Linked DNA regions of Homo sapiens: all the other regions are linked to region 1. The links are chromatin loops, found by intact Hi-C in ENCODE. Cell type or tissue: chondrocyte. All regions are shown on one strand.

Evidence for each region. A loop is a pair of places that touch in the nucleus more often than their neighbours do. Peaks named below come from ENCODE experiments on the same cell type or tissue, not always from the same donor. Only the 100,000 strongest peaks of a DNase experiment are listed, where the experiment ranks them.
Region 2: a loop joins it to region 1, with 4 times the contacts of the local background. A loop is called at or near these places in 41 of 110 quality-filtered maps.
Region 3: a loop joins it to region 1, with 2.5 times the contacts of the local background. A loop is called at or near these places in 3 of 110 quality-filtered maps.
Region 4: a loop joins it to region 1, with 7 times the contacts of the local background. A loop is called at or near these places in 41 of 110 quality-filtered maps.

The regions. Positions count from the first base shown.
Region 1 is chr19:3,302,031-3,310,030 of GRCh38, forward strand. LOC105372244 (a long non-coding RNA gene) reads right to left here and starts at 4,872. Exons shown (of 3, transcript NR_187753.1): 1 at 4,819-4,872; 2 at 766-1,005. In chondrocyte, CTCF peaks have their summits at 913 (motif pointing left), 3,077 (motif pointing right), 3,281, 6,266 (motif pointing right) and 1 weaker place; no DNase peak of the experiment used is centred here.
Region 2 is chr19:3,481,016-3,489,015 of GRCh38, forward strand. SMIM44 (small integral membrane protein 44) reads right to left here and starts at 2,426. Exons shown (of 2, transcript NM_001395954.1): 1 at 2,187-2,426; 2 at 1,095-2,036. The coding sequence starts at 2,388. The coding sequence ends at 1,789. It overlaps LOC105372246 (a long non-coding RNA gene), which reads left to right and starts at 1,963. Exons shown (of 5, transcript XR_936264.2): 1 at 1,963-2,271; 2 at 7,113-7,240. RefSeq lists an enhancer at 2,204-2,742 and silencers at 4,075-4,124, 4,135-4,184. In chondrocyte, CTCF peaks have their summits at 4,175 (motif pointing left) and 4,387; no DNase peak of the experiment used is centred here.
Region 3 is chr19:3,716,092-3,724,091 of GRCh38, forward strand. All of the region lies in intron 1 of TJP3 (tight junction protein 3), which reads left to right. Among named protein-coding and RNA genes, the nearest start is that of TJP3, 12 kb to the left of the region's middle. In chondrocyte, a CTCF peak has its summit at 3,157 (motif pointing left); no DNase peak of the experiment used is centred here.
Region 4 is chr19:3,469,068-3,477,067 of GRCh38, forward strand. NFIC (nuclear factor I C) reads left to right here. Exons shown (of 11, transcript NM_001245002.2): 11 at 1-150. It overlaps SMIM24 (small integral membrane protein 24), which reads right to left. Exons shown (of 4, transcript NM_001136503.2): 4 at 4,919-5,929. The coding sequence ends at 5,776. Among named protein-coding and RNA genes, the nearest start is that of SMIM24, 7.5 kb to the right of the region's middle. In chondrocyte, CTCF peaks have their summits at 725, 3,101 (motif pointing left) and 4,124 (motif pointing left); no DNase peak of the experiment used is centred here.

The DNA of each region.
Region 1 (8,000 bases):
AGATCACTTGAGGTCAGGAGGTTCGAGACCAGTCTGGCCAAACATGGTGAAACCCCATCTCTATTAAAAATATAAAAATTAGCTGGGCACGGTGGCTCACACCTGTAATCCCAGCACTTTGGGAGGCTGACACGGGTGGATCATGAGGTCAGGAGATCGCGACCATCCTGGCTAACACGGTGAAACCCTGTCTCTACCAAAAATACAAAAATTGGCCGGGCGTGGTGGCAGGTGACTGTAGTCCCAGCTACTCGGGAGGCTGAGGCAGGAGAATGGCGTGAACCTGGGAGGCGGAGCTTGCAGTGAGCTGAGATCATGCCACTGCACTTCAGCCTGGGTGACACAGCAAGACTCCATCTCAAAAAATAAATAAATAAGTAAGCCAGGCATGGTGGTGGGCACCTGTAATCCCAGCTACTTGGGAGGCTGAGGCAGGAGAATCTCTTGCACCTGTGAGGTGGAGTTTGCATTGAGCCAAGATTGTGCCATTGCACTCCAGCCTGGACAACAGAGCAAGACTCCATCTCAAATAAATAAATAAATATTAAAAAATAAAAATAAAATACACCAATTCCGCCACTGAGTGTCTCCTTAAGAATGAGCAAGGATGTGCTTAGGACAGAGGAACACTAGCTATGCTATAAGTGCTCATCTGAGGCATAGGCTAAGTGACATGCAGGGTGCATTAGTTAGGTGTTGCTGCATAACAATTTACCCATCCCCCAGTCTGTCAGCTTAAAACATACATTATTATCTGACCTACACCATTTCTGTTGATCAGGAGTCCAGGACTGATTTAGCTGGGTGGTTCTGGCTCAGGGTCTCATGAGATTGCAAACTGTCAGCAGCCAAGTCTGTCACATCTGAAGGTTCGACTGGGGCTGGAGGAGCCACTCCTACTCTGGCTCCCTCATGTGGCTGTTGGTGGGAGGCCTCAGCTCTTTGCCACGTGTGAATCTCCATAGTGCTACTTGAGCATCCTTACAACATGGTGGCTGGTTTTTCCTGGAGTGTGATCCAAAAGAGAGAGACAGAGAGAGAGAGACTGCACTGACTTTTTGTTTGTTTGTTTTGAGACAGGGTCTCGCTCTGTTGCCCAGGCTGAAGTGCAGTGGCACCATCCTAGCTCAGTCCAGTCTTGAAATCCTGGGCTCAAGAGATCCCTCTGAGTAGCTGGGTCTACAAATGTGTGCGTCACCATGCCCAGTTTATTATTTTACTTTTTGGAGTGGCGGGGTCTCACTCTATTGCCCAGGCTGGTCTCGAACTCCTGGGCTCAAGCAAGCCTCCCCGCTGGGCCTCCCAAAGTGCTGGGATTACAGGCGTGAGCCACTGTGCCCACTGCAAACATTTACTCTTCACAACTCTGGTAGCTTCCTTTTCCCCAGAGCATGCTACAGCCACACAGTAAAGCCTTACGTCTATTGAGCACCTGCTATGTGCAGCTTGTGATCAACTCTTTTTGTCCTCACCACAACCAACCAACAACGTAGGTTTCTATTATAATTCTCACTTTGCCGATGAGAAAACGGAGGGGCAGGTTTGTGGAGAGGAAAACCCAAGGCCACACAGTTGGTATGTGGTGGAGCCAGGATTTGAAACTGCGACCCGTTAACTCCTGCCTCGGTTCCCCTCCCTTCTCATTCACTGCAGGGATCACAGTTATAACCCCCTGCTTATGTATGCGCTGGCTTGTTTGATGTCTGTCTACCCAACATAACCTGGCGGGTTTCATGACAGGATGGTATGAGTGCACAGTAAGTGTGTTTGGCTTTGTTTTAATGTTATGGGGTTTTTTTTTTTTAATTATTTACTTATTTTGAAAGAGAGTCTCACTCTGTCACCCAGGCTGGAGTGCAGTGGTGCGGTATCAGTTCACTGCCACCTCCACCTGTTGGGTTCAAGCAATTCTGCTGCCTAAGCCTCCCGAGTAGCTGAAAATACAGGCATGGGTCACCATGCCCAGCTAATTTTTGTGTGTGTATGTGTGTGTGTGTGTGTGTGTGTGTGTGTGTGTGTGTATTTTTAGTAGAGATGGAGTTTCCCCATGTTGGCCAGATTGGTCTCGAACCCCTGACCTCAGCTGATCCACCCGCCTCAGCCTCCCAAATGCTGGAATTACAGGCTTGAGCCGCCACGCCCAGCCTGTTTTTATGTTGAGACAGGGTCTCCCTCTGTCACTCAGGCTGGAATGCAGTGGCACAATCATAGCTCACTGAAGTCTCCAACTCCGGGGCTCAAGCAATCTTCCTGCTTCAGCCTCCCAAGTACCTGGGACTACAGATGCATACCATCACACCTGGCTAATTTTTTTCAGTATTTTTTGTAGAGACGGGGACTAGTTATGTTGCCCAGGCTGGTCTCAAACTCCTGGGCTCAAGCGATCCTCCTGCCTTGGCCTCCCAAAGTGCTGGGATTACAGGCATGAGCCCTTACACCTGGCTGAATTTTGTTTTTCTGTTCCCTGTTGCCTAGCACATGATACCTGCTTACCATTAATAAATGCACTAAAAACACAATGGTTGAGTTTAGAACCAGACTGTCCCAGGTTTGAAACCGGTTTATAACATTGAATGGCTGTGTGTCCTTGAGCCAGCAGCTGAATCCTCTGGGGACCAGTTTTTCTCTCTCTCTCTGGAAAACGAGGCCAATCCAGCTCACAAAGCGTTAATATGTATAAAGTCCTTCCTGGCCCGGAGAAAGCACTGCAGAAGCTTTAAAATAAATCAGCCCTTAAAAATTCACTTTCCGGCTGGGTGCGGTGGCTCACGCCTGTAATCCCAGCACTTTGGGAGGCCAAAGCGGGCGGATCACTTGAGATCAGGAGTTCGAGACCAGCCTGGACAAAATGGCAACCCCCCCCTCCAACTCTACTAAAAATGCAAAAATTAGCCGGGTGTGGTGGTGCGCACCTGTAATCTCAGCTACTCGAGAGGCTGAGGCAGGAGAATCGCTTGAACCCGGGAGGCGGCGGTTGCAGTGAGCCGAGTTCCCGCCACTGCACTCCAGCTTGGGCGACAGAATGAGACTTTTTTTTAAAATTACTTTCCGGATGCTTTCGCTCCAGCGACCAGCAGGGGGCAGCAAAAACCCATGCCTTCTTTCAGGCTCTGTGCCTTGGCTTGAAATGTGCAAGATTTATTGAGCTCGGAGGGAGACTGTGAGGGGACTCCCTGGCTTCTCTCCTGGGACGCAAAAGTTGCCCCGTGCAAACTTTCTAGCCTGCAAGGTCGGCCCCGCTCCTCCTCCCCTTTTCTCTCCAGTAACTGAATGTGGTTTGGCTGCCAGGCCTTTGCACGTGCGGTTTCCCTAGCCTGGAACACTCTGTTCCCACCCTGGAGGTCGGAGATGCTGGGTTGGGATGGAGACACCCGTGACCTGCTAGGCCCAGGGCATGGCGTTAGCAAAGGTGGGGGTAGAAGTAGGAATTACTGGCCGGGCGCGGTGGCTCACGCCTGTAATCCCAGCACTTCGGGAGGCCGAGGTGAGTGGATCACCTGAGGACGGGAGTTCGAGACTAGCCAGACCAACATGGAGAAACCCCGTCTCTACTGAAAATACAAAATTAGTCGGGTGTGGTGGTGCATGCCTGTAATCCCAGCTACTAAGGAGGCTGAGGCCGGAGAATCGCTTGAACCTGGGAGGCGGAGGTTGCGGTGAGCCGAGATTGCGCCACTGCACTCCAGCCTGGGCGACAAGAGTGAAACGCCGTCTAAAAAAAAAAAAAAAAAAAAAAAAAAAAAGTAGGAATTACCTAGGTCCGAGTTAGAAAACAGAGAGCCCCTCAACTGTGGCCTCGAAACCACACAGAGGACTGAAGCAGGATGTGTGGGGGTAAAACTGAGGGCCAAATAGGAGCTGAGTCCCGACCAAGGGAGCTGGAGTTCCTCACCTCTGGGTCCTCAATATTTGCTGATTGACTTAAGACATGCATGCCCTTAAGCCTTGCATTCTCTCTCCAAGCTTCAGTTTCCTCATCTGTAAGACGGGGCTCATGAGATATATATATATATATGTGTGTGTGTGTGTGTGTGTGTATATATATATATACACATACATATGTGTGTATATACATATAATGTATATGTGTGTATATATGTATATATACGTGTGTATGTGTGTGTGTGTGTGTATACACATAATTTTTGGTTGGTTGTTTGAGACGGAGTCTCACTCTGTCACCCAGGCTGGAGTGCAGTGGCGCGATCTCAGTTCACTGCAACCTCCGCCTCCCAGGTTCAAGAGATTCTGCTGCCTCAGCCTCCCGAGTAGCTGGGATTACAGGTGCGCGCCACCACACCCGGCTAATTTTTGTATTTTTAATAGAGACAGGGTTTCACCATATTGGTCAGGCTGGTCTCGAATCCCTGACCTCTTGATCCGCCCGCCTCGGCCTTCCTGATCCAACCGCCTCGGCCTCCCAAAGTGCTGGGATTACAGGCGTGAGCCACCACGCCCGGCCTGGGCTCAGGTTATTATGCAAACATCCAGAACTGGGCAGATCAAGATGAATGATACCAATGATACTATCACATTATAGGCAAAATAGGACCTTCTCCCCGGTCAGAAAAGTGAACTCTCAGGCATCACTCCTACTGGAATCCAGAGTCAATAAACATTTATGAAGCACCTACTGGGTACTAGGAGCTGTTGTAGAAAGGTACTGGGGAGAAGGCAGGGAACGAAATGTACAAAAATTCTGACCACGTCCATAGTCCCTGGCCCCGCCCCACTACTTGCCCCAACCCTCACAGGAACAGTTTCCAGCCCCGCCCCCAGCCCCGCCTCCTCTCCACCCCCTCACTTTTCTGAACCTACCAGAGCGAGGTGAAGGGTGAGAGTAATCTACATATTCATGAGGGATCAGCCAATCCACAGCCTGAACTCGGATTTGTCTTCAGAGCCTAGCTGATTGTGACGTCAAGAGTGATGCATTACGTAGCCGGGCGCCGTGGCTCATGCCTGTAATCCCAGCACTTTGGGAAGCCGCGGAGGGCAGATCACCCGAGGTCAGGAGTTCAAGATCAGCCTGGCCAATATGGTGAAACCCCGTCTCTACTAAAAATACAAAAATTAGCCGGGTGTGGTGGCGAGTGCCTGTAATCCCAACTACTCAGGAGGCTGAGGCAGGAGGATCGCTTGAATCCAGAAGGCGGAGGTGGCAGTGAGTGGAGATCGTGCCACTGCACTCCAGCCTGGGCCACAGAGCCAGACTCCGTCTCAAAAAAAATAATAATAATAATAAAGTGATGCATTGCGTGATTTTTAAAGGTGCAGCAACCTCTCATGGTCTCAGTTTGCATATCCGTAAAGTACAGGTTGGGGCGTGCGGGACATAGAAACCAGCGCAGTACGATGACGCTGAAATCGCTTTGCCACCTTGGGTGAAATTCAGGGATACGTTTTGAGCGTTCACTACATGTCAGACACTTTACTCCAGCGGGGGCTCCGGAGTTCCTGCTTAGAATGGGAGCTTCAGCACCGGGGGTCGCGGACAGCTCCCGGCTCTGGTCGCAGGGGCTCCCATGCAGGATGACTGGGGACAAGGGTCTGAGCTTTCTCTGCCTGTCTGTCCTCCATCAAAGCCTCAAATGAACTCAGCCCTAATCTCTGACAGCTAAGGGGTTGCTAGTCAGGACAACACTCTGTCCTTGGTCCCCAATCCTGCTCCTCCCTCGTCGTCTGCATCTCAGCTGATGGCAGTTCCATTCTTTTTTTTTTTTTTTTTGAGACGGAGTCTCGCTCTGTCGCCCAGGCTAGAGTGCAGTGGCGCGATCTCGGCTCACTGCAAGCTCCGCCTCCCGGGTTCACACCATTCTCCTGCCTCAGCCTCCCGAGTAGCTGGGACTACAGGTGCCTGCCACCACGCCTGGCTAATTTTTTGTATTTTTAGTAGAGACGGGGTTTCACCGTGTTAGCCAGGATGGTCTCGATCTCCTGACCTCGTGATCCGCCTGCCTCGGCCGCCCAAAGTGCTGGGATTATAGGCGTGAGCCACCGCGCCCGGCCCGGCAGTTCCATTCTTCCGGGTGCTGGAGCCGAATATCAACGCTATCCTGGATCTTTTGTTTCTTGCTCAACTCCAATCTATCAGCAGGTCCTGTCGCCCCTGCCCTCACTATTCCATCCTCAAACGCTCACTTCTTCCTGTTCCTCTGCCTGGGTCCAGCCCCATCGTTGCCCACCTGGACCTGGCGCAGTTGCCTCTGCCTTGGTCCTAGGCTCCACCCTCTGCCACACAGTCTGTCCTCCCTGCAGCAGCCACCAGAGGGGGGCTGTGAGCACCCGAGTTAGGGCCTGTCCCTCCTCTGCCTACAGCACTCCAAGGCTCCCACCTTCCTCTGGGTCAAAGCCTCCCTGTGACCTATAAGGCTGGCAAGACCTTCCCTGTGTTAGCCAGGATGGTCTCGATCTCCTAACCTCGTGATCTGCCTGCCTCAGCCTCCCAAAGTGCTGGGATTACAGGCGTGAGCCACCACGCCCAGCCAATTTTCTGCATTTTGAATATATGTCTGGGTATGTCTCTTAGAGGATATTTATTCTGTTTGGTGTTTTCTGAGCCTCATGGATCTGTGAAAATTATTGGCTATTCTCTGAAAACAATCAGCTGCCCTAGTCTTCCTTCTCCTGTGGGATTCCAATTACACCTGTGTTAGATCACTTGCTCTTCACCTGCAGCTCTTGGATGCTCTTAACCTGTCTTTAACACCTCTCTAATTCTTGCTTTTCTTTTTTTACAAACAGAGCAGGCTTCAGGCTTGATGTTTGGTTAGACTATGATAAGGTTGAGGAGGTTTTTGTTGCATTTATCTTTGGACCTGCCCTCAATTCACGGCAGACTGTAGTGCGGGGGAGGCGTTATTCTTTTCTCTTTAAATATATCTAAGTCTTTTAAAACAAACAGTTTGATCCAAAGAAAAATCTTCACTAATACTTGGACACAGATAAAACGAGAAGGGTGGTCTGTGAGTGACAGCATTGAGAGGCTGCCCTAATCTGGCTTGTTGGTTTTTCAGCTAGGGAAACTGAGGCATGGAGTGGGTAAAGACTTGTAGACCAGGCCGGGTGTGGTGGCTCACACCTGTAATCCCAGCACTCTGGGAGGCCGAGGCAAGTGGATCACCTGAGGTCAGGAGTTTGAGACCAGCCTGGCCAACATGGCGAAACCCCATCTCTACTGAAAATACAAAATTAGCCGGGCGTGGCAGCAGGTGCCTGTAATCCCAGCTACTTGGGAGGCTGAGGCAGGAGAATTGTTTGAACCTGGGAGGTGGAGGGTGCGGTGAGCTGAGATCGCACCATTGCACTCCAGCCTAGGCATCAAGAGTGAAACTCCATCTAAAAAACAAAAAAAGACGTGTAGACCTGGGCCTTCTGTCCTTGGTACGGGGGGACAGGAACCGGGGTTGGGGGTGTGGTGCAGATGGAGGATCCTCACGAAGATCCAGGTGCTGGCCCAGCGCAGCAGCTGCTGCAGTTTTGATCACTGGGCTGACCCTCTTGGGCCTCAGTTCTCAGAGTGGAAAATGTGGCTGGTCAATCGGGTGTCTCTGGTGGGGGCATAGGCTGTGCTACACAGTGGACGGTCCACAGCCCACCCCGTTGACTGTGCACGGCTGGGTGGCTTGTCTTTCCCATCTGTCTTTCTCACTGTCTCTCTCTCTCCCTAACTCTCTCCCTCTCTGTCTCATTATCTCTGTATCTCTGTCTTTCTCTATCACTGTTTCCCTCTAAATCTTGCTGTCTCTCCTTGTCTCTGTATCTTTGTCTCTGTCTCTCTCCCCTCTATCTCTCTCTTTCACTCTTTCTGCATGTCTTTGTGTGTCTCTGTCTTTCCCTGCCTCTCTGTTCATGTCTGTTTCTCTGCCTCTCATCTCTGTCTTTTTCCGTGATGTCTCTCTGTTTCTTTCTCTTCCTCCCTCTCTCTCCCTTTCTGTCTCTTCTCTCTATCCCTCTCTCTCTCTTCCTCCCTCTCTCCCTTTCTCCCTCTCCCTCTTTCC
Region 2 (8,000 bases), 180 kb after region 1:
GGCGCGGCGGGCACCTGCAGGCCCAGCTACTAGGGTGTGCTGAAGTGGGAGGATCACTTGAGCCCAGGAGTTTGAGGCTGCAGCCAGTTATGGCCGCACCACCGCACTCCAGCCTGGGTGACAGAGGAAGACCCTGTCTCAAAGGAAATAAAAAAAATTAGAAATACAAAGAGTTACCAAGGCTGGGTACAGTGTCTCACGCCTGTAATCCCAGCACTCTGGGAGGCTAAGGCGGGAGAATCGCTTGAGGCCAGGAGTTCCAGACCAACCTCCTCCCGTCTCTAAAATAAAAAATGTAAAACTTAGCTGAGCATGGTGGCCTGCACCTGTAGTCTCAGCTACTCAAAGAGACTGAGGTGAGAGGATCGCTTGAGCCCAGGAGTTCGAGGCTGCAGCGAGCTACGACTGCACCACTGCATGCACCACCGCACTCCAGCCTGGGCAACAGAACAAGACCTTGTCTCTCAAAGCAAATTTGAGAGTCACCTTTTGTGCTCTCAGAGTACACATGAGGCTCCGTGCTCGGCAATTTCACAGATCGCATTTCCTTTTCTTAACACCCCGTGAAATGGTGCCGGTCTCATTGTGCCCAGGAAAGTCAAGGTCACGCAGCAGGTCTGACCTGGGATTTGAAGCCGGGTCTGCCTCGCCCCCAGCTTATCCTGCCTCGCCCAGGCTCTTGGCCCCTGAGGACCCACAAGCAGCCATGGGAGCACACAGGGACAGGGAAGGTGTGCAGAGGCCACATGCCCGTGGTCCACCTGCAAACCGGGACGCTCTCACGTGGGGATGCCCGGGAGCGTTGATGACTCAGGCTCCAGGCTCTCCTGTCCTCAACCTTGGTCCCTCGGCTGATTAGATAGTGGGCCCTGCCCGGGCGAAGGGGGACCCCGCCCCAGCTGACACGGGAGCAGCCATGGCCCAGACGAGTGGTAGGAAGGCCCGGCGTCATCGCACAGGTGTTTATGGAGCGCCTGCTGAGTCGCTGTCACTTCCTCTCTTCCGGAGGTCTGCGGATGACCGCTGAGCAGACCGGCCACTCAGCAGGATGGGGCTCACACATCCCAGCCCCAGGATGGCCACAGGTCTGCTTGAACCAGCCAGGCAGGCATCTATTAAACTCTGACTGTGTATCCCGTCTTGTGCAGGGCTTGGAAGAGAAGGAGGCCTTGGTGCTGTCTGGGAGCTCTCGATCTGATTAGGAAGTCAGGACCACCCCCCAGAGACAAGCAAACCCAGCAGCCGAGGCGGGGGCTGGAGAAGATTTGGAGGTAGGGGAGCCCAGCAGAGGGGGTGGGGGCAGGACCCGCCTTGGAGATCCTGCCCTCCAAAGTCAGTCAGTTGTCTGGGCTTTTTCTGAGAAAAGCACTCTGTGCTCTGAGACCTTGGCGAAGCCACTTCATCACTGCGTGCCTCGGTTTCCCCATCTGTTAAGTGGGGGCGATCAGTCCTACCTCGGAGGATTAAATGAGATACTGCATAGAAAAAGCCTGCTCTGCACAGCAGCAGGTACACGCTAAGCACTCGGTAAGGTTGGCCGATAATATTACAACGTTTTAAATCGCCCTAGTGTTTCTAATTCACAGTTTGCTGACGGCTTGGCTGAGGCTGAGCCGGGCAGGCTCTGCGTATGTGAAAGTCGCCAGCGTCCAACCCCCGGAACCTGCCGGCTGGGAAGGAGAAAGCCGTCCGCTGCGACCGGGCAGCTCAGGGTTTGCAGAAAGGGCTCCGGCGCGCGTAAGTTCTGTCTACACGACCGCCAAAGCGTCCGGAACCCGGATTCAGGATTCAAGTTGCCATCAGCTTCCAGAAGGAGCTTCGGGATGGGGGGTCCTTGAAGGCAATGGAGGGGCGGCGGGGCTCCGGGGGAGGCGGGGGTTCAGAGGGGGCTCCCTCCCCACCCCCGCCGGCGTCCTCCTCGCCCTGCCAGGCCAGGGCCAGCTGCAGGTCCAGCCCCTCCAAGTCCTCGCCGGTCAGGCTGGGGCGCAGCTCCCGGGGTGCGGCCTCCTGGTCTGGCTTCGGGCCAAACGCCCAGTCTGCGGCAAGGGAGCTGGTGAGGCAACTCCCCGGCCCCGGCCACCCTCCTCTGTCCCCTCCTCAGCTAGGAGAAGCACTAGGATCCCCTGACCACCCACCCAGGGTGACCCAGCATCGGCCCCAGCTGGGTTTCGGTGGGGGCAGCTCACCGGCCAGGTCGTGGGCGAGGTCTTTGATGAGGTGCCCGACGATGGCGTAGGCGACGGCCACCACCACCAGCGCGGCCAGCAGCAGGTACAGCACGTACCTGGGCAGGCGGATGCTGTCCAGGGGCGGCGGCCGGTACTCCTCGTACAGCGGCGGGGACGGGCTCCAGCCCTCGGCCTCCCCCTCGGCCGCCAGCCCCGGCATGGTGTCCGCCCGGCACAGGGGAGGCCCGGAGGTGACCCACACAGCGGAAGTATTAAGGGGCTTTGAGCTAAGAGGATTGGGCGGCTGCCCCACGGCCACCATCTGCCTGGGTTAATCACATTGTAAATCACTTCCGCCCACCCGCAACCTACCTGCTCAGCTCCAGCCACGACTCTGCCCAGCCGTCCCCACCTCGGGGCCTCCGCACCTGCGCTTCCTTCTCCCAGGAACGCCCTGCCCAGATTTCCTCATGGCCGGCTCACTCTCTTCATTCATTCATCTTTTTAATTCTTATTATTTTATTTTATTTATTTAATTTTTCTTGAGACGGAGTTTCACTCTTGTCACCCAGGCTGGAGTGCAAAGGCGAGATCTCAGCTCACTGCAACCTCTGCCTCCCGGGTGCAAGTGATTCTCCCACCTCAGCCTCCGGAGTAGCTGGGATTACAGGTGCCCGCCACTATGCCTGGCTAATATTATTATTATTTTTGAGACAGGGTCTCGCTCTGTCGCCCTGAGTGCTGGAGTGCAGTGACGCGATCATAGCTCACTGCACCCTCAACCTCCTGGGCTCAAGCGATCCCCCCGCCTCAGTCTCCCAAGTAGCAGGAACTACAGGTCCTCGCCACCGTGCCTGGCTCTTCATTCATTCATCGAATATGTATTGAGCAGCGACTATGGCTGGGCACTCTCTTAGGTGCTGGGACACAGCTATGAGTAAGAAAGACCAGGCCGGGCGCAGGAGCTCACGCCTGTAATCCCAGCACTTTGGAAGGCCGAGGTGGGCGGATCACTTGAGACAGGAGTTTGAGACCAGCCCGGCCAACATGGTGAAACCCTGTCTCTACTAAAAATGCAAAACCTAGCTGGGCGTGGTGGCGGGCGCCTGTAGTCCCAGCTACTCGGGAGGCTGAGTCAGGAGAATCGCTTGAACCTGGGAGGTGGAGGTTGCAGTGAGCCGAGATCATCCCACTGCACTCCAGCCTGGGCAACATAGCGAAACTCCGTAACAAAAAAAAAAAAAAAAAAGAAAGACCAAAACCTGACATTCCAGGGAGGGAGATGGATGCTAAGAAAGAAACATAACCTTAGAGTAAATGATATATTAGGTTAGAAAGGGAGGTGTGGCTGGGCGCCGTGGCTCACGCCTATAGTCCCAGCACTTTGGGAGGCTGAGGCAAGAGGATCACTTGATCCAGAAGTTCAAGATCTCTCTGGGCAACATAGCAAGACTGCATCTCTACAAAAACTTTAAAAACTAGCCAGGCGTGGTGAGTGCCTGTAGTCCCAGCTACTCAGGAGGCTGAGGTGGGAGGATTGCTTGAGCCCAGGAGTTCAAGGCTGCAGTGAGCTATGATTGCACCCCTGTACTACAACCTGGGTGACAGAGTGAGACTATCTCAAGAAAAAAAAAAAATTGGGCTGCCAAGGCATCACTGAGGAGGTGACATTTGAGCAAAGACCTGGAGGAAAAAGGGAACCAGCCATGGGAGATCCAGGGGAAAGAGAGTTCCAAGCAGAGGGCACAGCCCCTGCAAAGGCCCTGGGGCAGGACTGTGCCTGGCGTGTTGGAGGAACAGTGAGGAGGCCAGTGTGGCTGGAGCAGAGTGAGCCGGGGGAGTGGGGGGGAGGGGAGGATGGGGAGCTGTCAGGGCAGGTCCTGCAGGGCCGTGTAGACTGTGAGGAAGACTTCGGCCTAGACCCTGAGGAATGTGGGAGCCATGGAGGGCTGTGGGCAGAGGAGGGATGGGTCCGGACCCAGGTGCTCACAGGTGCCCCCTGGTGGCTGCTTTGGGGAGAACGGACTATGGGGGCCAGAGGAGGAGCCAGGAGGGGACTGAGCTGGTCCTAGTGGAAGGAAAGTAGGCAGATTTGAGATGGACATTTTTTTTTTTTTTTTTTTTTTTTGAGACAGGGCCTTGCTCTGTCACCCAAGCTGGAGTGCAGTGGTGCAGTGGTGGGATCTTGGCTCACTGCAGCCTTGACTGCCCAGGCTCAAGCGATCCTCCTGCCTCAGCCTCCTGAGTAGCTGGGACTACAGGTCTGTGCCCCCACACCTACCTAATTTTCTGTATTTTTTTTTATAGGAACAGGGTCTCACTATGTTGCCCAGGCTGCTCTTTAACTCCTGGGCTCAAGCGATCCTCCTGCCTCAGCCTCACAAAGTGCTGGGATTACAGGCATGTGCCACCGCACCCAGCCTTGGGATCGATTTTTCATTAAAAAAATCTGTTTTTAGACTAAATGCCTGCAATGATGGTGTTGCCATTTCCTGAGTTAGGAACATTGCAGAGGAGAAACCTGGGGAGAAACACAAGGAATTCCAAGTAGCCAGGGGCCAGGGAAGCCAGGACAAGGCAGTAGGAGGTGGTGGTGAGGAAGACCTGGGTTCAAATCCCAGCTCTGCCCGTCACAGCATGACCTTGGCTCTCCAGGGTTCCCTGGCTTCTCTCTACAATGGGGTGGGTAAAGTTTCCTGGGGTGTTGGGAGGAGGAAATTCAACAATGTGTAGAAGTGTGAGCCTTCCCGGGCGGGCGTGGTGGCTCACGCCTGTAATCCCAGCACTTTGGGAGGCTGAGGAACGCTGATCATGAGGTCAGGAGTTCAAGACCAGCCTGACCAACATGGTGAAACCCCATCTCTACTAAAAATACAAAAATTAGCCAGGCGTGGTGACATGTGCCTATAATCCCAGCTACTCGGGAGGCTAAGGCAGGAGAATCGCTTGAACCCGGGAGGCGGAGGTTGCAGTGAGCCGAGATCCCGCCACTACACTCCAGCCTGGGCAACAGAGCGAAACTCCATCTCAAAAACAAACAAACAAAAAAAAGTGTGACCCTTGCCAGGTGGTGGCTCATGTCTGTAGTCCCAGGGACTTGAGAGGCTGAGGCAGGAAGATTGCTTAAGCCCAGGAGCTGGAGGCTGGAGTGAGCTAAGATTGTGCCACTGTACTCCAGCCTAGGTGACACAGCTAGATCTTGTCTCTACAAAAAAGGGGGTGGCTTTTTATTTTATTTTATTTATGATTTTATTTTATTTTGAGACAGAGTCTCTCTCTGTCGCCCAGACTGGAGTGCAGTGGCGCGATCTCAGCTCACTGCAAGCTCTGCCTTCCGGGTTCACGCCATTCTCCTGCTTCAGCTTCCCAAGTAGCTGGGACTACAGGCGCCCGCCACCACGCCCGGCTAATTTTTTTTTTTGTACTTTTAGTAGAGACGGGGTTTCACTGTGTTAGCCAGGATGGTCTCGATCTCCTGACCTCTTGATCCACCCACCGCAGCCTCCCAAAGTGCTGGGATTATAGGCGTGAGCCACTGCGCCCGGTGAGGGTGGCTTTTTATATTTTTGTTTGTTTTTGAGACAGAGTCTCGCTGTGTCACCCAGACTGGAGTGCAGTGGTATGATCTCCTCACTGCAACCTCTGCCTCCCGGGTTCAAGTGGTTCTCCTGCTTCAGCCTCCCAAATAGCTGGGACTACTTTCCAGGGTTTTGTTTTGTTGGTGGTGGTGGTGTTCTTTTAAGACTCCCTCTCCCTCTGTTGCCCAGGCTGGAGTGCAGTGGGGCCATCTCGGCTCATTGCAACCTCCACTTCCCAGGTTTAAGCAATTCTCATACCTCAGCCTTCCAGGTAGCTGGGACTACAAGCATGTGCCACCATGCCCAGTTAATGTCTGTATTTTTAGCAGAGACAGGATTTCACCATGTTGGACAGGCTGGTCTCCAACTCCTGACCTCAAGTGACCTACCTGCCTCAGCCTCACAAAATGCCGGGATTACAGGTGTGAGCCACTGTGCCCAGCTTTTTCTTGTTGTTTTAAAAACATTGCAGCTGGTCTGTGTTGATGGGTAAAGAGAGGAAACCAAGGAGGCAGGAGAGAAAAGGGGGAAGGGCTGAAGTAATGGCTGTGAGTTGATGAGAAGGACGAGGAGTTGGTGAGGAAAAGAGGTGGCTCAGGCAGCCAATGTCACATTGGAAGGTGCCACCTTGGAAGTGGCTCCTTCGGCCCCAGTTGAGCCTTCAGATGAGGCAGCCCTGGCCGACAGCTTGATTGCAACTTCATGAAACACCCAAAGCCAGAAACATCCAGATACGCTTGCTGCTCCCAGACTCGTGACCCACAGGAAAGGTATCTGTCTTCTTTCCTCTGTCTCTGGGGGTTTTCTTGTCTTCTTTATTTAAGATGGAGTCTTGCTCTTGTCACCCAGGCTGGAGCGCAATGGCACACGATTTCGGCTCACTGCAACCTCTGCCTCTTGGGTTCAAGTGATTCTCCTGCCTCAGCCTCCTGAGTAGCTGGGATTACAGGCATGCACCACCACACCCAGCTAATTTTTGTATTTTCAGTAGAGATGGGGTTTCACCATGTTGTCCAGGCTGGTCTCGAACTCCTGACCTCAGGTGATCCACCTGCCTTGACTTCCCAAAGTGCTGGGATTACAGGTGTGAGCCACCGCATCCGGCCTTGTCTTTTTTTTTTTTTTTTTAATTAAAGAGATGGGGGTCTCACTATGGTGCCCAGGCTGGTCTTGAACTCCTGGGCATAAGCGATCCTGCCTTGGCCTCTAGAGTAGCTGGGACTATAGGCATGTGCCTCTGTGCTCAGGTCCACTTTTCTGTCTCTGTAAGGACACTGGTCATTGGATGTAGGGTCTACCCTAAATCCAGGATGATCTCATGCTGAGATCCTTAACAACACCTGCAAAGACTCTATTTCCAAATCAGGTCACATTCATGGGTACCAGGGGTTACCACCTGGACAAGCCTTTTCGGGGGACACGATTTGACCCAAGTCCAGCTGTTTGAAGCTGCTAAGTTTGGAGTAATCTGTTGCACAGCCACAAGGATCTTAGGTAAGTCTTGGCTAGCAGAACCAACAGTTCATCAGCCAGCGTTAGCAGGCAGGAGGGGAGGCAGCATGCACGGCACAGGGACAGGCAGGCGGGCACAGCTGTTGGTGGGGTGTGCGGAAGGTCTGCTTGATTTTTTCACTGAAGCCGAAAGCAAGGTCATCAGCTGAGTGAGGATGAGGGAGGTTGGAGGCCAACAAGAAAGTGACAGAACAGATCGCAAGAGAGAGAGCCCCACGGAACCATAGTAGAATGGATGTTGGCTGCTCAGGAGGCTGAGGTGGGAGGATCACTTGAGCCTGGGAGACAGAAGTTGCAGCGAGCTTAGATCGAGCCACTGCTCTCCAGCCTGGGCAATAGAGCAACACTCTGTCTCTAAAACATAAACAAGATGGCCAGGCACGTGGCTCATATCTATAATCCCAGCACTTTGGGAGGCTGAGGAGGGCAGATCATTTGAGGCCAGGAGTTCAAGACCAGCCAGGCCAACATGGTGAAACCCTGTCTCTACTAAAAATACAAAAATCAGCCAGGCATAGAGGCATGTGCCTGTAGTCCCAGCTACTCAGCAGGCTGAGGCACAAGAATTGCTTAAACCTGGGAGGCAGAGGTTGCAATGAGCTGAGATTGCACCACCGCACTCCAGCCTGGGCAACAGAGTGAGACCCTGTCTCAACACAGAACAAAACATACTGAGACCCCGTCTCTACAAAAAAATACAAATATTACTCAGGCACAGTGGGGCAAACCTGAGGTCCCAACT
Region 3 (8,000 bases), 410 kb after region 1:
AGATGGAGTCTTGCTCCATTGCCCAGGCTGGAGTGCAGTGGCGCCATCTCAGATCACTGCGACCTCTGCCTCCCGGGTTCAAGTGATTCTCCTGCCTCAGCCTCCCGAGTAGCAGGGATTACAGGTGCCTGTCACTACGCCCAGCTAATTTCTGTATTTTGAGTAGAGACGGGGTTTCACCCTGTTGGCCAGGCTGCTCTCGAACTATTGACCTCAAGTGATCCGCCCATCTCAGCCTCTCAAAGTGCTGGAATTACAGGTGTGAGTCACCGCGCTCGGCCTGGTATTGAACACCAAAATGTCTCAAGACGTTGCCAAGGGTCCCCCTCTGGTGAGAGGCACTGGCTTGGAGTTCGAGGTGCAGGGGCAAACAGAGCTGCAGCCAAATCCCTCAGGCCAGCTCACCATCTGGCCTCAGTTTTCTCAGCTGCAAAGTGGGCGCACGAGTGTTGTGTGTAACTGGGGCTGCAGCCAAGCATATGCCAGTAAACATGGCCCGGGAGCCCCATTCACTGCTAGGACTTTAACCCACTTATTTCTTTATTTATTTTTGAGACAGCGTCTAGCTCTGTCACCCAGGCTGGAGTGCAAGGGCAAGATCATGGATCACTGCAGCCTCGACCTCCTGGGCTCAAATGATCCTCCCACTTCAGCGCCTAGAGGTGCCTGCTACCACACCCAGCTCATACATATATATATATATATATATATTTTTTTTTTTTTTTTGAAACAGAGTCTCAGTCTGTCGCCCAGGTTGGAGACAGTGGCACGATCTCGGCTCACTGCACCCTCTGCCTCCCAGGTTCAAGTGATTCTCCTGCCTCAGCCTCCCGAGTACCTGGGATTACAGGCGGGTGCCAACACGCCCAGGTGACTTTTTTTTTTTTTTTTGAGACGGAGTTTCGCTCTTGTTGCCCAGGCTGGAGTGCAATGGCCCGATTTCGGCTCACTGCAACCTCCGCCTCCCGGGCTCAAGCAATTCTCTTGCCTCAGCCTCTCTAGTAGCTGGGATTACAGGCATGTGCCACCACACCCAGCTAATTTTGTATTTTTAGTAGAGACGAGGTTTCTCCATGTTGGTCAGGCTGGTCTCGAACTCCCAACCTCAGGTGATCCGCCCGCCTCGACCTCCCAAAGTGCTGGGATTACAGGCACGAGCCACCACGCCTGGCCCATGACTGTTATATTTTTAGTACAGACAGAGTTTCACCATGTTGGCCAGGCTGGTCTCAAACTCCTGACCTCAAGTGATTCGGCCGCCTTGGCCATCCAAAGTGGGATTACAGGCGTGAGCCACTGTGCCCAGCCATAGCTTATATATATATATATATATATATAATTTTATTTTTTTTTGAAACATAGTGTTGTGCTGTCTGCCCTGTCACCCAGGCTGGAGTGCAGTGGCGTGATCTCAGCTCACTGCAACCGCCGCCTCCCAGGGTCAAGTGATTCTCTTGCCTCAGCCTCCTGAGTAGCTGGGATTACAGGCGCCTGCCACCATCCTTGGCTAATTTTTCGTATTTTTGTAGAGATGGGTTTTGCCCTGTGGGCCAGGCTGGCCTCCAACTCCTGACTCAAGTGATCCTCCTGCCTTGGCCTCCCAGAGTGCTGGGATGACAGGCATGAGCCACTGCACCCTGCCTAAGATATTTTTAAAAATTTTTGTGGATGTGGAGATGGGGGTCTCACTGTGTTGCCCAGGAATGAGAGTACAGTGGTGTGACCATGACTTACTGCAGCCTCCACCGCCTGGGCTCAAGCAATCCTCCCAGCTCAGCTTCCCAAGTAGCTGGGAGTACAGGCAAGTGCCACCAAGACTGGCTAATTAAAAAAAAAAAAAAAGGCCGGGCACGATGGCTCACGCCTATAATCCCAGCACTTAGGGAGGCCGAGGGGGGCGGATCACAAGGTCAGGAGTTTGAGACCATCCTGGCTAACACGGTGAAACCCCATCTCTACTAAAAGTACAAAAATCAGCCGGGCATGTGCCTGTAGTCCCAGCTACTCGGGAGGCTGAGGCAGGAGAATGGCGTGAACCCGGGAAGCAGAGCTTGCAGTGAGCTGAGATTGCGCCTGGGCAACAGGGCGAGACTCCAACTCAAAAAAAAAAAAAAAAAAAAAGTGTGTGTGTGTGTGTGTGTGTGTGTGTGTGTGTGTGTGTGTGTCTGTGTGTGTGTAGAGATGGAAGTCTCACTCTGTTACTCAGGCTGGTCTCTCCTGGCCTCAAGAGATCCTCCCGCCTCGGCCTTCCAAAGTGCTGGGACTACAAGCGTGAGCCACTGTTCCTGGCCAAGCCTCTTATTTTAAAGACGCTGAAGTCAGAAAGCCTGTAGGACAGGAATGCAGCATTTTCTTTTCTTGCGGTTTTTTTTTTTTGGGGTGGTGGGGGGCGGGGTGGACAGGGCCTCACTCTGTGGCCCAGGCTGGAGTGCAGTGGCGCAATCTTGGCTGACTGCAACCTCTGCCTCCCAGGTTTAAGTAATTCTCCTGCCTCAGCCTCCCTAGTAGCTGGGACTACAGACGTGCGCCACCACGCCCAGCTAATTTTTGTATTTTCAGTAGAGACAGGGTTTCACAATGTTGGCCAGGCTGGTCTCGAACTCCTGACCTCAGGTGATCTGCCCGAATGCAGGATTTTCTACCAGCTCCAGTCCCCTGCAGAACCCCTGTCCGATTTTGCCAGACCTAAGCAGAGACTGCTTTGAGCAATGGCAGCCACGAACCTTGACGTGTGCGGGCCGGTAGGGAATGATGTGTTTTTCTCACGACTCATTAAAACAAATACACGGCTATTTAAAGATCGCTGGACTGGCCGGGCGTGGTGGCTCACGCCTGTAATCCCAACACTTTCAGAGGCCGAGGTGGGTGGATCACCTGAGGTCAGGAGTTCGAGACCAGCCTGGCCAACATGGTGAAACCCCGTCTCTACTAAAAATACAAAAATTAGCCACGCGTGGTGGCCGGCGCCTGTAGTCCCAGCTACTCAGGAGGCTGAGGCATGAGAATGGTGTGAACCCCGCAGGCGGAGCTTGCAGTGAGCCGAGACTGCGCCCGGCACTCCAACCTGGGTGACAGAATGAGTGTCCGTCTTGGGGGGTGGTGGACATCGCTGGACCTTAATCATCTAAAATGATTTTTTGCGCCACCTGCTGGTGGCGGAGTGTCACACAGGGAAGGGCTGAGTTGCCTGTAGGTATACAGTAGGTGTTCAGTAAGCCTTAGTTTTGGTTAATGGTGTTTCTACATTGGCTCAGCATGGGGTCTTGGAAAGAGTTTGGGGCTCCAGGAACCCATGCTGTGCAACCTTCAGTGAGTCTGGGGCCCTTTCTGAACCTTCATCTATAAAATATGTGTGTGTGTGTGGCTGGGAGTAGTGGCTCATGCCCATAATCCTAACATTTTGGGTGGCCGAGGTGGGCTAATCACTTGAGGCCAGGAGTTCGAGACCAGCCTGGCCAACATGGGGAAACCCCATCTCTACTAAAAATACAAAAATTAGCCAGGCGTGGTGGCGGGTGCCTGTAGTCCCAGCTACTCGGGAGGCTGAGGCAGGAGAATGACGGGAACCCGGGAGGCGGAGCTTGCAGTGAGCCGAGATCGTGCCTGCAGTCCAGCTGGGCGACAGAGCGAGACTCCGTCTCAAAAAAAAAAAAAAAAAAAAAAGAAGGGAAGACATATAACCTTCATGCGATGTGAGAAGGTGCGTTGAAATGCCTTCTACAATTCTTGCTTCGGTCGGAAGTCACAAAGGGATTGAACTTCATTTTGGCTGCTCCCACTTCTGTGATGGCCGCAAAAGGGAAGAGAACTACATGCTCCTTTTTATTTATTTTGTATGGAGATTGGGTCTCGCTATATTGCCCAGCCTGGTCTCAAACTCCTGGCCTCAAGTGATCCTCCCACCTGACTCTTCAAAGTTCTGGAATTACAGGAGTGAGCCATTGTGCCTGGCCTCTACGCCCCTTTTAATCCTCCTGACAACCCTGTGATGTAGGGGCTATTATTTTCCCCAATTACAGATGTGGAAACTGAGGAACAGAGAGGGGCAGTAAGTTGTCTGAGGTCACACAGCAAATAGGTGAGAGCTGGTTTTAGAACTCTCCTAGCTCTGAAGTTCCAAGTGGGTCCCCACAAGAGGCTTTGGCAATGCTTTATTCGGGCCCTTGGAGACCCTTGAGGGGCTGACTGTAGCTGACTTGGGTCTCTGGACTAGTGTTTTGGGTACAATTGCAGTGGAGGAGGTGAGATGTCATCTTCGGGGACCCTCTAAGACTTTGATATTGTTGGCCTTGTTTACTAAGCAAACTCTTAACCAACCTTCAAATCCCCAGCTACGATGCCCCCTCCTCCAGGCAGCCTTTCTTTTACCGCTAGAGTTTTCTCTATGCTCTTCACCCCTAGCCACAACCTGGGACTCCTGTCCCTGCCCAGCCCTGACTGGATAAGGCTGGGAAGGGGTGTTTATGTGTAGCTTTGCCCTTTTACCCTTTTAACCTTGGGGTGGGGCCCAGGCACAGCTGGGCGCAGGTTTTTTTTTTTATAGTAAGGAATGTGGGGGTGCAGCCACGACCAGCCCCGCCCACCCAGGTGACTTGAAGGTTTCCTACCCTGGTCCAGTCCCTCCTAGGTCTAACCTTAGGAATCCCGGAATCCCAGGCCCCTGAGCGGGAGGCTGGGCTGGGCTGGGTGAGAAGAAGGAAACGACCTTTACTCCCTCCCAGAGCCTGAAGAATTTCCTCCTGCCTTGCACTCTGCCCCTTTCTTTTCCTTCGTTCCTTCCTTCCTTCCCTTCTTTCCTTCCTTCCTTTTCTTTTTTTTTTTTTTTTTTTGAGACAGGGTCTCACTCTACTCTGTCGCCCAGACTGGAGTGCAGTGGCGTGATATCAGCTCACCGCAACCTCCGCCTCCCGGGTTCAACCGATTCTCCTTCCTCAGCCTCCCGAGTAGCTGAAGCATGCGCCACCACGCCCGGCTAATTTTTGTACTTTTAGTAGAGACAGACGTTTCACCATGTTGGTCAGGCTGGTCTCGAACTGCTGACCTCGTGATCCGCTCGCCTCGGCCTCCCAAAATTTGGGGATTACAGGCATGAGCCACCGCGCCCGGCCCTGCCCTGCCCCCTTTCTTTTCTGGATGCTGGGTGTGAAGACAGAGCCCGCAGGCCAAGACCGCAGGAAAAAGGCACGCAGCCGCTGTTGTATCTTCAGAGTCCACGCCTCTGGCCTCTGGGGCCTCCGGTTCCCCTCTGTGGAATGGGGCAAACCTTCCAGAGATAAGGTGACCCAGGGACCAGCGCTATGCTAAGGAGGTCTCTGGCCTTCGACAAGCTTCTAATCCAAGAGGCCTCCCAGATGCACCTCAAAATGTGCCCATTTCGCGGACGGAAACACCTTCCAAATAGTAGGCTCCGTTCCAAGCGCGGGGGTTATTCCTGCCGGGTCTTGCTGGCAGCCTTGTCGGGCCGGGCTCTGGCCGCGGCCGCCGGCCCCCTCTCGGCTGCGTGGATAACCCGGCCTGGAGTTTCCGCCTCAGGACCTGGCTCCTGTGATGGGAGGTGGGGAGAGAAACCTCCGCCGCGTCCAGGGGGCGTGTCTGGGCAGGGGCGGGGCTGACCCGAGACCTGGAGGAGGAAGAGGGGCAGGTGCAGCCGGGAGCTGCGGAGCTGGAGGGAGGAGGACGAGAGCCCGGCCCTCAGCCCGCTGTGACTCTCCTCAGCCCCCTCCCCCAGCCCGGGGTGGGGGCCGATTGACTGTTTCCAGGACCCCCTCGGGTAGGGGGGCTGGAGAGCCCCCAGGTGGACCATGGCGGTGAGATTCCAGGCGAGTAACCCTCCAAGGGTGGCAGGGGGAGGGGCTCGGGCTGAGGTGGGGTGGGGGGAAAGCAGGGTTTGGGAGTCGGACCCAGGACCCCAGAACGCCTACCTACATAACAGGCAGGGAAACTGAGTCCCAGAGGGATGAAGTGGCTAGCTGGAGGTTGCACTTCGAGATGCGTCCGCGCGTCCGCGCCCCCCTCCCTGCCTCCAAAGACCATCTCTTCTGGAGCCTCCTCTGCCCCAGGACCGGCCTCCTTTAATACCGCAGGGCTGGGTTCAAATCCCGAATTTTCTGTCCACTATGCTGTGTGTAACGTGGGGCCAGTGAGTGAACCCTCTCCTTCCCTCATCCGAAAAATGGGTGATCGGCATTTTAAACAGAGAGAAAAATGTGTTTTAAGAGCTTGGCGCATCGTAGGTGGGCAGAAAAGATGTTCATCCCCCTTTGCTGGGGGCGTGCAGCCGGCTGAGCTTGGGCGCCCGCGGTGGCACGGTGGGCAGTGACTTCATTTGGGGGCTGGGGTGGCTTTGGTGAACATTCACCTCCTACAAGGCTGCACGAGGGAGCACCAGCATTTATTGGGTGCCTACTGTGTACAAAGCTATTAACAGGCATTACCAGGCAGAGGCAGGGGTGGGGTGAGCAAGCCGGCTGGGGTGCGCCGTGGCGGGGGCGGGGCGGGGGGCGATCCTTGTCTCCGGAGGGATTTCACCCTCCAGGCATGGAGCCTGGGCTGGTTTCTTCAGACCCACCAGCCAGGGTAGACTGGGACTGCAGCGGTATGCGGCCAGACCCAGGCCACTCCGCCCCAAGCTTCAGGACCCGGCACTTCTGGTTCCCGCTGACTTCTTCCTTGCCTCCAGGCACAGCTCTCAGAATCCCCTCCCCAATCGGTGTATTTGTTCGCTGAAACCGCCCTCTCTGCCATTGTTCCTGGAGATGGGGTGGCGGGGGGGGGGGGCACAGGGGACGGCGGCCCGGGAGCCCCGTACCCGGGGGCGGTGTGACTTGGTACCGGCCCCGTCCCCTCTGGGCGGGCCTCTTGTTCGGTGTTTGTGTCCAGCCCTGGGCGGGGGGCGGGGACAAAGACCCAAGCCCCACCCTCTCAGAGTTCACCTGGACAGGGGCAGGGCTGGGAACTCAGGACACACCTGTTGAGCACCTGGCCACAGTGTGTTTTACTCAACCATTCACTCATTCCTCAAACTCTTCCCTAAGGGGGCCTGGTCCTATGGGGTCCCAGGGGCCCATCCCTGCCCATCGGGAGCGCTCAGACTGAGGGGGAAGGTGTAAGGTGGACAAATCCACTCTGACATCCCACACCCCAATCATCACATTTGGGCCAGAGGGAAGGATGTATGATATGCGTACGGAGGAAGAGGCTGGGGCTGTGAAGGATGAATAGGAGTTTGCCAGGGAGTCCAGTACCAGCACTCAAGGCCTGGAAAGGAGGCTGATGGCCAATCACCTGGGCCTTAAGTAGCCAGAGAGACAGACATGTCTCCTTTCACAGCCTAAGAGGAAAGACCAGAAACATACTAACCGATGGTTAAAGAGAATAAAGATGATTTTTAGATGCCTTGAATAAAAAATAATAAAACAGGCTGGGCGTGGTGGCTCACTCCTGTAATCCCAGCACTTTGGGAGGCTGAGGGAGGTGGATCACCTGAGGTCAGCAGTTTGAGCCCAGCCTGGCCAACATGGTGAACCCCCACCTCTACTAAAAATACAAAAATTAGCCGGGCGTGGTGGTTGGACGCCTGTAATTCTAGCTACTTGGGAGGCTGAGGCACGAGAATTGCTGGAACCCAGGAGGCGGAGGTTGCAGTGAGCTGAGATTGTGTCACTACACTCCAGCCTGGGTGACAGAGTGACACTCTGTCTCAAAAGAAAAAAAAAAAATATATATATATATATATATAAAATAATAAAATAGGCAGGAGTGATAGGGGATCAGAGAAGACTGGTTAGCTAGGTGGTCAGGGAGGACTTCCTGAGGAGGTGGCATTTGAGCCTAGACCTCAGTGGCAGGGGCCAGCCAGGCAGGAATCCCGTGAAACATGTCCCAGATTCAGGGGACAGATGGGGTAAAGGTTTGGAGGTGAACTAAGATGAGGTGGGCTGTGAGGTTAGGCTTAATCCCTCAGGCACTGTGGAGCTCTGGAGGGTTTAGACAAAGCTTCT
Region 4 (8,000 bases), 170 kb after region 1:
TGTCATTATTTTGTTTATTTGTTCCCTATGCAAAAAAAAAATGAAAATGAAAAAAGGGGGATTCCATAAAAGATTCAATAAAAGACAAACAAAAAAAAAAGAAAAAAGAAAAAAATGTATAAAAATTAAACAAGCTATGCTTCGACTCTTTCTGGCTGTCCCGGGTCCTCTTTTCCATGTCCCATGTGGGTTGCTCTGTGTCCTTTGGAAAAGTGAGGGGCAGAGGCTGCAGGGAGCTGGGGGGAACCCCCAAGCCCCGTGGATGGGCAGGCTGGGATTCTGAAAGCTTCAGATCAAGTGTCCCCTGGGGGCATTAGACAATATCTGGGGACATTTGTGGTTGCCACGACTGGGGGATGCTCCTGGCGTGGAGTGGGTGGAAGCCAGAGACACTGCTCAGCATTCTGCAGTGCCCAGAACCAAGATTCATCCACACAAGACATCCACAGTGCCTGGCACGGAGAGACCTGCTTTGATTGTTTGGAGGGGAAAAAAATCAGATTTGCTCCCTGCTCACAGTAGACACCAGGGTAAGCTCCCGATGGGGTGGATGACAGAAACCAGGGAGACCTGCAGCTCCTAGGATTCTCCTCCTCGCCCCCTCCCCACTCAGGGTGGGATTCCAATGTGTGCAGCCTCCTAGGACCTCAGCAGGGTGGAGGATCATGGGACGCAGTCTACTGGGGGGTCCATGAAATCCCCTAACCCAGGGAGTCTCACCCAAGGGCGATCCTGCCCCCCAGAGGACACTGGGTGATGTCTCAGACATCCGCGGTTGTCACGACTGGGAAGTGCTCCTGGCATGGAGTGGGTAGAGGCCAGGGACGCCGCTCAGCACCCTGCAGTGCCCAGGACGGCCCCACCCCAGAGACTGATCCACAGTGCCTGGGGGTGGGGGAGACCCACTTTAGATGGTGGCTTTGAATGAGCTTCTGAGGCCAGACCTGTCCCAGCAACGCTCCTGGAGGCTGTAACCTCTTCCCCTTTGTAGGATGGGCTGTTTCACACCCCTTAGCCTTTGCTCATTCCTGCCTCCCCATCTGTGCAGACCTTTCACACTGGTGTCCTCTTCCACCAGGAAGTCTTCCCACCTTTCTCCAGCCTGGTTCCCTCCCCCAGCAGTCTCAGAGCTATCGGTGAATTCCATGAGGCATCTACGGAGCACCCACTCTGTGCCAGGCACAGGGGATTCCATCCCTTCCCTTGTGCCTTGGAGGAATCCAAGCCTGGCACACAGTCGGTGCTCAATAAATGCACAAAATAGCTTCTCTTGCTACCTGGCAAACTCCCAGTCATTGAGCAAAGACTTCCTGAGCATCTCCTGAGTACCAAGCCCCAGGACCCAGCAGTGAACAAAACACTCAAATTCAGATCCCGTCTTGGAGCCTACAGCTTCCTCCAGGTCAGGAAGAACAGTGAACAACAAGTAGAAGTGGCCGGGTGCAGCGACTCACACCTGTAATCCCAGCAATTTGGGAGGCCAAGGCAGGAGGATCGCTTGAGTCAAAGAGTTCAGGACCAGCCTGGGCAACATAGAACCCATCTCTACAGATACACTTAAAAAGTTAGCTGCGCGTGGTGACACACCTGTAGTCTCAGGAGGCTGAGATAGGAGGATTGTTTGATCCCTGGAGGTTGAGGCTGCAGTGAGCTGTGATTGCACCATTGCTGTCCAGCCTGGAGTGCAACAGAGCAAGACCCTGTCTCCAATCAATCAGTCGATAAAATAGAAGTAAAAGATGTCAGAGGAGGTAAGTGATGAGTAGGGCAATGAACAGAGGAAGGGCGGGGAGTGGTCCCATCTAGACAGATCTGGAGGGAGGGAGGGAAGGAGCGTCCTGAAATTCTGGCAGAAGTCACAGCTCCTGCAAAGGCCCGAGGGCGGGACCATGCCTGCTTCATTGGAGGAACAGTGAGGAGGCCTGTGTGGCTGGAGCAGAGTGAGGAGAGGGATGGAGGGAGGACTGGAGGGCAGGGAAGGGACGGGGCAGGTCATTCAGGGCCTTGTGGGCCACAGGGAAAATGTTGACTTTTCCCCTGAAGGAGGTGGGAGCCATGGAGGGCTGGGGGCAGAAGGATGGGCCCCAACATGGTTTCAATACACCCTCGGCCAGGAAGCCTTCCTCACCTGCCCCAGCAGAGCTTCTGCCCCCAATCACTCCTGACCCAGCCCTGACCATTCAGGGGCATGACCGTGTCCAGCTCTGTCCCCTCCAGACTGGGGGCCCCTCCCACACTGAGGTCAGAGGGGAGGGAGGCTGGGGCCCGGGAGAATCAGGAGTGTGAAAGGGGCTGGGTGCAGTGGCTCATGCCTGCAGTCCCAGCACTTTGAGAGGTGGGAGGATCACTTGAGGTCAGGAGTTTGAGACCAGCCTGGACAACATGGTGAAACCCTGTCTCTACTAAAAATACAAAAATTAGCCGGGTGTGGTGGTGCGCCCCTGTAATCCCAGCTACTCAGGAAGCTGAGGTGGGAGAATTGCTTGAACCCGGGAGGTAAAGACCGCACCACTGCACTCCAGCCTGGGCAATGGAGCAAGACCCTATCTCAAAAAAAAAAAAAAAAAAATAGCCAGGCATGGTAGTGCATTCCTGTAGTCCTAGCTACTTGGGAGGCAGAGGTGGGAAGATCCCTCGAGCCTGATAGGTAGAGGCTGCAGTGAGCCAAGATCACGCCACTGCACTCCAGCCTGGGCGACAGAGCAAGACCCTGTCTCAAAAAAACAAAAACAAAAAAAGAGTAAGGCTAGTTCTTGGGGGGGCTGAGATGGGGCCCTCCATCCTGTCCCCAACTCCAAAACCCCAAAAGACCCCAGGTTGGGCCAGAAAAACTCTCTTTGCACCATGGGCTCCTTCCATCCTACCCACAAGACCACAAGGCGGGGACGATCCTTTTTTGCAAATGGGGAAACTGAGGCACAAAGAAGCGAGGTAAGGTGCATTGACAGGGCAGCAGGCACAGTGCGTCCTCGCTGACACGACCCCACGCTGCTTCCTGGTGACAGGCACCGAGGACACCGAGGATGGGGGGGTCCGAGGCCCCTTCCCACGTCCCACTCCCAACTTGGGTCGCCCCCACTCACCCTCAGCAGCGAGATTTTGGCGCCCCCTTGTGGGCAGGCCGGGGACACCCCCCCAACCTCCCCCATCCCAGTTCCTCTCTGCAGCGGGAAACGGGGGCTCCAGTCAGGCCAGAGGAGGCTTCTTGTAGAGCAGGGGTTGAGCCAAGGTCAGGGGGTCTCAGCTGGAGTCAGGGGATCAGCCAGGGCTGGGGTGGAAACTCAGCGGTGGAAACTTAGCCTCCCCTTGGATCTTACGGAAAGCCTCGGTCGTGTCCAGCCCTTGGCCCCTGGGTGATGAGATTCCTGGCTGGGAGGGGAGGGCTGTCCCAGTAATGCAGGCTGTTGGGTTGGTCACCCCTGACTCCCCACCCTAAAACGGGGGAAGGCTTGTGACAACCCAAAATGCCCCCGCAAAAAAATTCCAAATGCGGCCGAGTGCAGTGGCTCATGCCTGTAATCCCAGCAATTTGGGATACCAGAGATGGGAGGATTGCTTGAGGTCAGGAGTTAGAGACCAGCCTGGGTAATACAGCGAGACCCTAGCTCTATCAAAAAATAAACATAAAATTAGCTGGGCACGGTGGCTCACAACTCTAATCCCAGCACTTTTGGAGGCCAAGGAGGGTGGATTGCTTGAGCCTGGGAGTTCGAGACCAGCCTGGGCAACACGGCGAAACCCCGTCTCTACTAAGAACGTATAAATTAGCCAGGTGTGGTGGCAGGCGCCTGTAATCCCAGCTACTCAGGAGGCTGAGGCATGAGAATTGCTTGAACCTGGGAGGTGGAGATTGCAGTCAGGTGGGATCGTGCCACTGCACTCCAGCCTGGGCGACAGAGGGAGACTCCACCTCAAAAATAAAATTTTAAAAATAGCTGAGTGTGGTGATATGTGCCTGTGGTCCCAGCTGCTCAGGAGGCTGAGGCAGCAGGACCGCTTGAGCCCGGGAGGTCAAGGCTGCAATGAGCTATGATGGAATCACTGCACTCCAGCCTGGGCAATAGAGCAAGACCCTGTCTCTACAAAATATTTAATTTTTTTTTAGATTTCCAAACGCCCCCTAGTGGAGAAGTCCTGCCCCCTGCACTCCAGCCTGGGAAACAGAGTGAGACCTTGTCTCAAAAAATAATAACCATCCTGGCTAATACGGTGAAACGCCATCTCTACTAAAAAATACCCAAAAAATTAGCCGGAAGTGGTGGTGGGTGCCTGTAATCCCAGCTACTCGGGAGGCTGAGGCAGGAGAATCGCTTGAACTGGAAGGTGGAGGTTGCGGTGAGCCAATATCGGGCCCTTGCACTCCAGCCTGGGCAACAAGAGCAAAACTCCATCTCAAAAAAAAAAAAAAAGAAAAAAGAAAAAAAGAGAAAGAAAGAAAGAAAGAAAAGAAGAAAAGAAAAGGGCCAGGAGCAGGGACTCACACCTGTAATCCCAGCACTTTGGGAGGCCTAGGCAGGCGGATCAACTGAGGTCAGGAGTTCGAGACCAGCCTGGCCAACATGGTGAAACCCCGTCTCTACTAAAAATGCAAAAATTAGCCAGGCATGGTGGTGCATGCCTGTAATCCCAGCTACTCGGGAGGCTGAGGCAGGAGAATCACTTGAACCCAGGAGGCAGAGATTGCACCACTGCACTCCAGCCTGGGTGACAGAGTGATTGCACCACTGCACTCCAGCCTGGGCGACAGAGTGAGACTTTGTCTAAAGAAAAAAAAAGAAAAGAAAAAGGTCCTCATTAAGAAATGGTCATTGTGGCCAGGCTGAGGCTGGAGAACTGATTGAACCTGGAAGGCAGAGGCTGCAGTGAACCAAGATCACAGCATTGCATTCCAGCCTGGGTGACAGAGCGAGACTCCATCTCAAATAAAAGAGAAATGGTCATTGTTCAGGGTAAGGTCCAGGGCCTGGAGAAGGTGAGGGGAAGCAGGAGAACAGAAACTGGGAAAAGGAAGTGCTAGTCCCTTTCCAAGATATTGCAGGGCCCTGGGGCACCCCCACCCTCCAAGATACAGCTCCCAGGAAAAAAGTCACGTGCCCCAAAACAAAGTGAGGTGGGGGAAGGAGCAAAGATTTGCTTGGAGACGGCGCTCAGGGCTCAAAGTCCAGGGCTCAGGACAGCAAAAAACCAGATTGCCGGGGGAGTGTTTAATCTGCTCAGGGCGTCTGGGCACCTGTGCACCCTGAGCCTCCATATCATCCGCCCAGCCATCGCCCGCAGCCCCAAAAGCAGCCTCCTTCCCCAGAGGTAAACTGAGTCCCAAGAGATGACAGGAGCCCTTCCAAAGGGCTGTTACGAATGCTTTAATGCAGGCCATTGGGAAGCAGCTCTCAGCTGGCAGTGGGTGCATGGGAGAGGGGAAGTTCTGTTCAGTAGACATCAGGCAGAGAGAAAAGAAATCAGGCAGTGGGGAGAAGCAGGTGGAGCCATGAGATCGTGGAGGATTGCGGGTGTCTCCTCAACCAGGGATGCTCTCCGAGTATAAGAAGAATCACCAGGCAGGGACCAAGCTCAGGAAGAGGGGTGCATGAAAACCATGTTTGCCCAGAGAGCCCCCAATGAGGGAGGTGGGGTGGGTTCCAAGCCTTCTTCACTTGAGAACACTGTATTCTGAATCCCAGATGGAGTCATTTCACGGGCTTCAAGTCCAGGGCACTGCTTTTAGGGGGCAGAAGAGGCATCTCTGGGGGACTGCCTGGAAGAGGCAGCCAGGAATCTTCACATGACTGTGCTCTTTGCTCTCTCATGGTCTCCGGGCTCTTTTTCCTCCAGATCCAGTCCCAAGTTGCTCTCTCCTTCCTTTGCTGTCTTTTTCTCCTTCTTCCTCTTCTCTTCTTTCTCCTTGGCCTCTTTCTTCTCTCTCTTGTCTTCACTGTAGGGATACAAAGGCCCCAAACCATAATAAGAAACAGAGACACTCCTATTTAATGGCCACTCACTTGAGCCAGCCCATGTGATGAGTATTTTACAAGCGGTATCTCAGTGAATCTTCAAAATAACCCTAACTACGCGGCCTCACGATTTCCATTTCACAAAGACAGCAACTAAGACTCAATTGCTCCATGGAGGGATGGATGGGTGGATGGATGGATGGACATAAGCCAAAGGCTCCCTGTTGCCTCTTGGGACTCAGTTTACTCCTGGCAAAGGAGGCTGCTTTTGAGGCTGGGTGCAGTGGCTGGACAGATGATATGGAGGTTCACACTGCATATCATCATTGCAACTAAGACTCAACTGCTCCATGGATGGATGGATAGGTGGGTAGGTGTGTAAAGAAGTTAGGGAATAGATGGGTAGATGAGTGGACAGGTGGGTGGATAGTGGGTGGGTGGATGGATGATGGATGGGGGTATGGATGACTGGATGAACGGGTGGATGGCTAGGTGGGTGAGTGGTTGGAAGGATGGATGGATGGGTGGGTGGGTGGATAGATGGATGATGAATGGATGAGTAGACAGATGAATGGGTGGGTGGGTGGATGGGTGAGTGGATAGTTGAGTGGGTGGACGGATGGTAGGTGGATAGGTGATGGATGGATGGTGGGTGAATTGATGGGTGGGTGGGTGGATAAGTGAATGGGTGGATGAATGGATGGATGAGTGGGTGGATGAATTAATGAATGGGTGGGTGAACAGATGGGTGACTGAGTTGGCGAATGAATGGATGAGTGAGTGTGTGGGTGGGCGGATGATGGCTGGGTGATTGATGGATGGTGGATGGAAGGATGATAGATGGATGGGTGGATGGATGAATGAATGGGTTGGTGGATGAATGGATGGATGGGTGGGTGGATGGATGAGTAGATAAGTAGTTACATGAATGGACTGCTGCATGGAGGTTGAATAAATGAATTGGAAGATAAATGAATACATTGCAGGAAGGAGAGACTGATGGATCAGTGGATGGGGGTATGCAGAATGGAGAATGGGTGGATGGGAGTATAGATGGATGTATAGATCAATGAATGAATGTATAGGTGGATGGATGGATGAGTAGATAAGCAGTTGGGTGAATTGATGGTTGCATGGAGGGAGGGACAGATTAATAAGTAGATGAATGGATGAATTGGAGGAAGAAGAGAATGACATACCAATGGATAGGTAGATGGAGGATGAATGAGACTGTAGGTGGGTGGATGGATCAATGAGCTAATGGATAGATAGACTGATGGATGGACAGTTGGAGAGTGAAGACTGCATAGTTCGATGGACGCATAGGTGGGTGGGTGCGTGTATCAGTGAGTGGACAGATCAATGGGCTAATGGGTAGGTGGACTGATGGATGGGTGGTTGGAGGGTGAGGACTGCACGGGCAGACTGATAGATGGATGTACAAGTGGATGGTTGGGTGGATGGATGGAGGATTGAACAAGGCAGAAAGGAAGCTACAGGTACAGGTGCACAGGTGGGATCCAGATCCCCCAGTACATCCTGGGAGTAGGAATCATATTTTACTGGGGCTGAGCCAGGTCTTAGACAAAGCCACCACTCAGGTCCTCTCCCTCAGGCACATCTTGGACTCAGCTGAGACTCTCCCAGCCAGGCTGGTCACCTCCCAGCTCCCACTCTCCTACTCCTGTCCCCAAGCCTTTGCCCAAGACAGAGCCCCCAGCCCTGGATGGATGGATGGATGGATGGATGGAAGGATGGATGGATGGATAAATGGGTAGGTGGATGGATGGCTGTGTGGGTGGATGAATGAGTGAATAGATGGGTGATGGATGGATAGGTGATGGATGGATGGATGGATGGATGGATGGGTGGATGGGTGGGTGGGTGGATGGATGATGGATTGATGGGTGGATGAATAGATGGGTGGGTGGATGGATGGTGAATGGATGGCTGATGGATAGATGGGTGGGTAGATGGATGGGTGTGTGAACAGATGAGTGGGTGGGTGGATGGGTGAGTGGGTGGATGGATTGGTGAATGGATAGGTCGGGG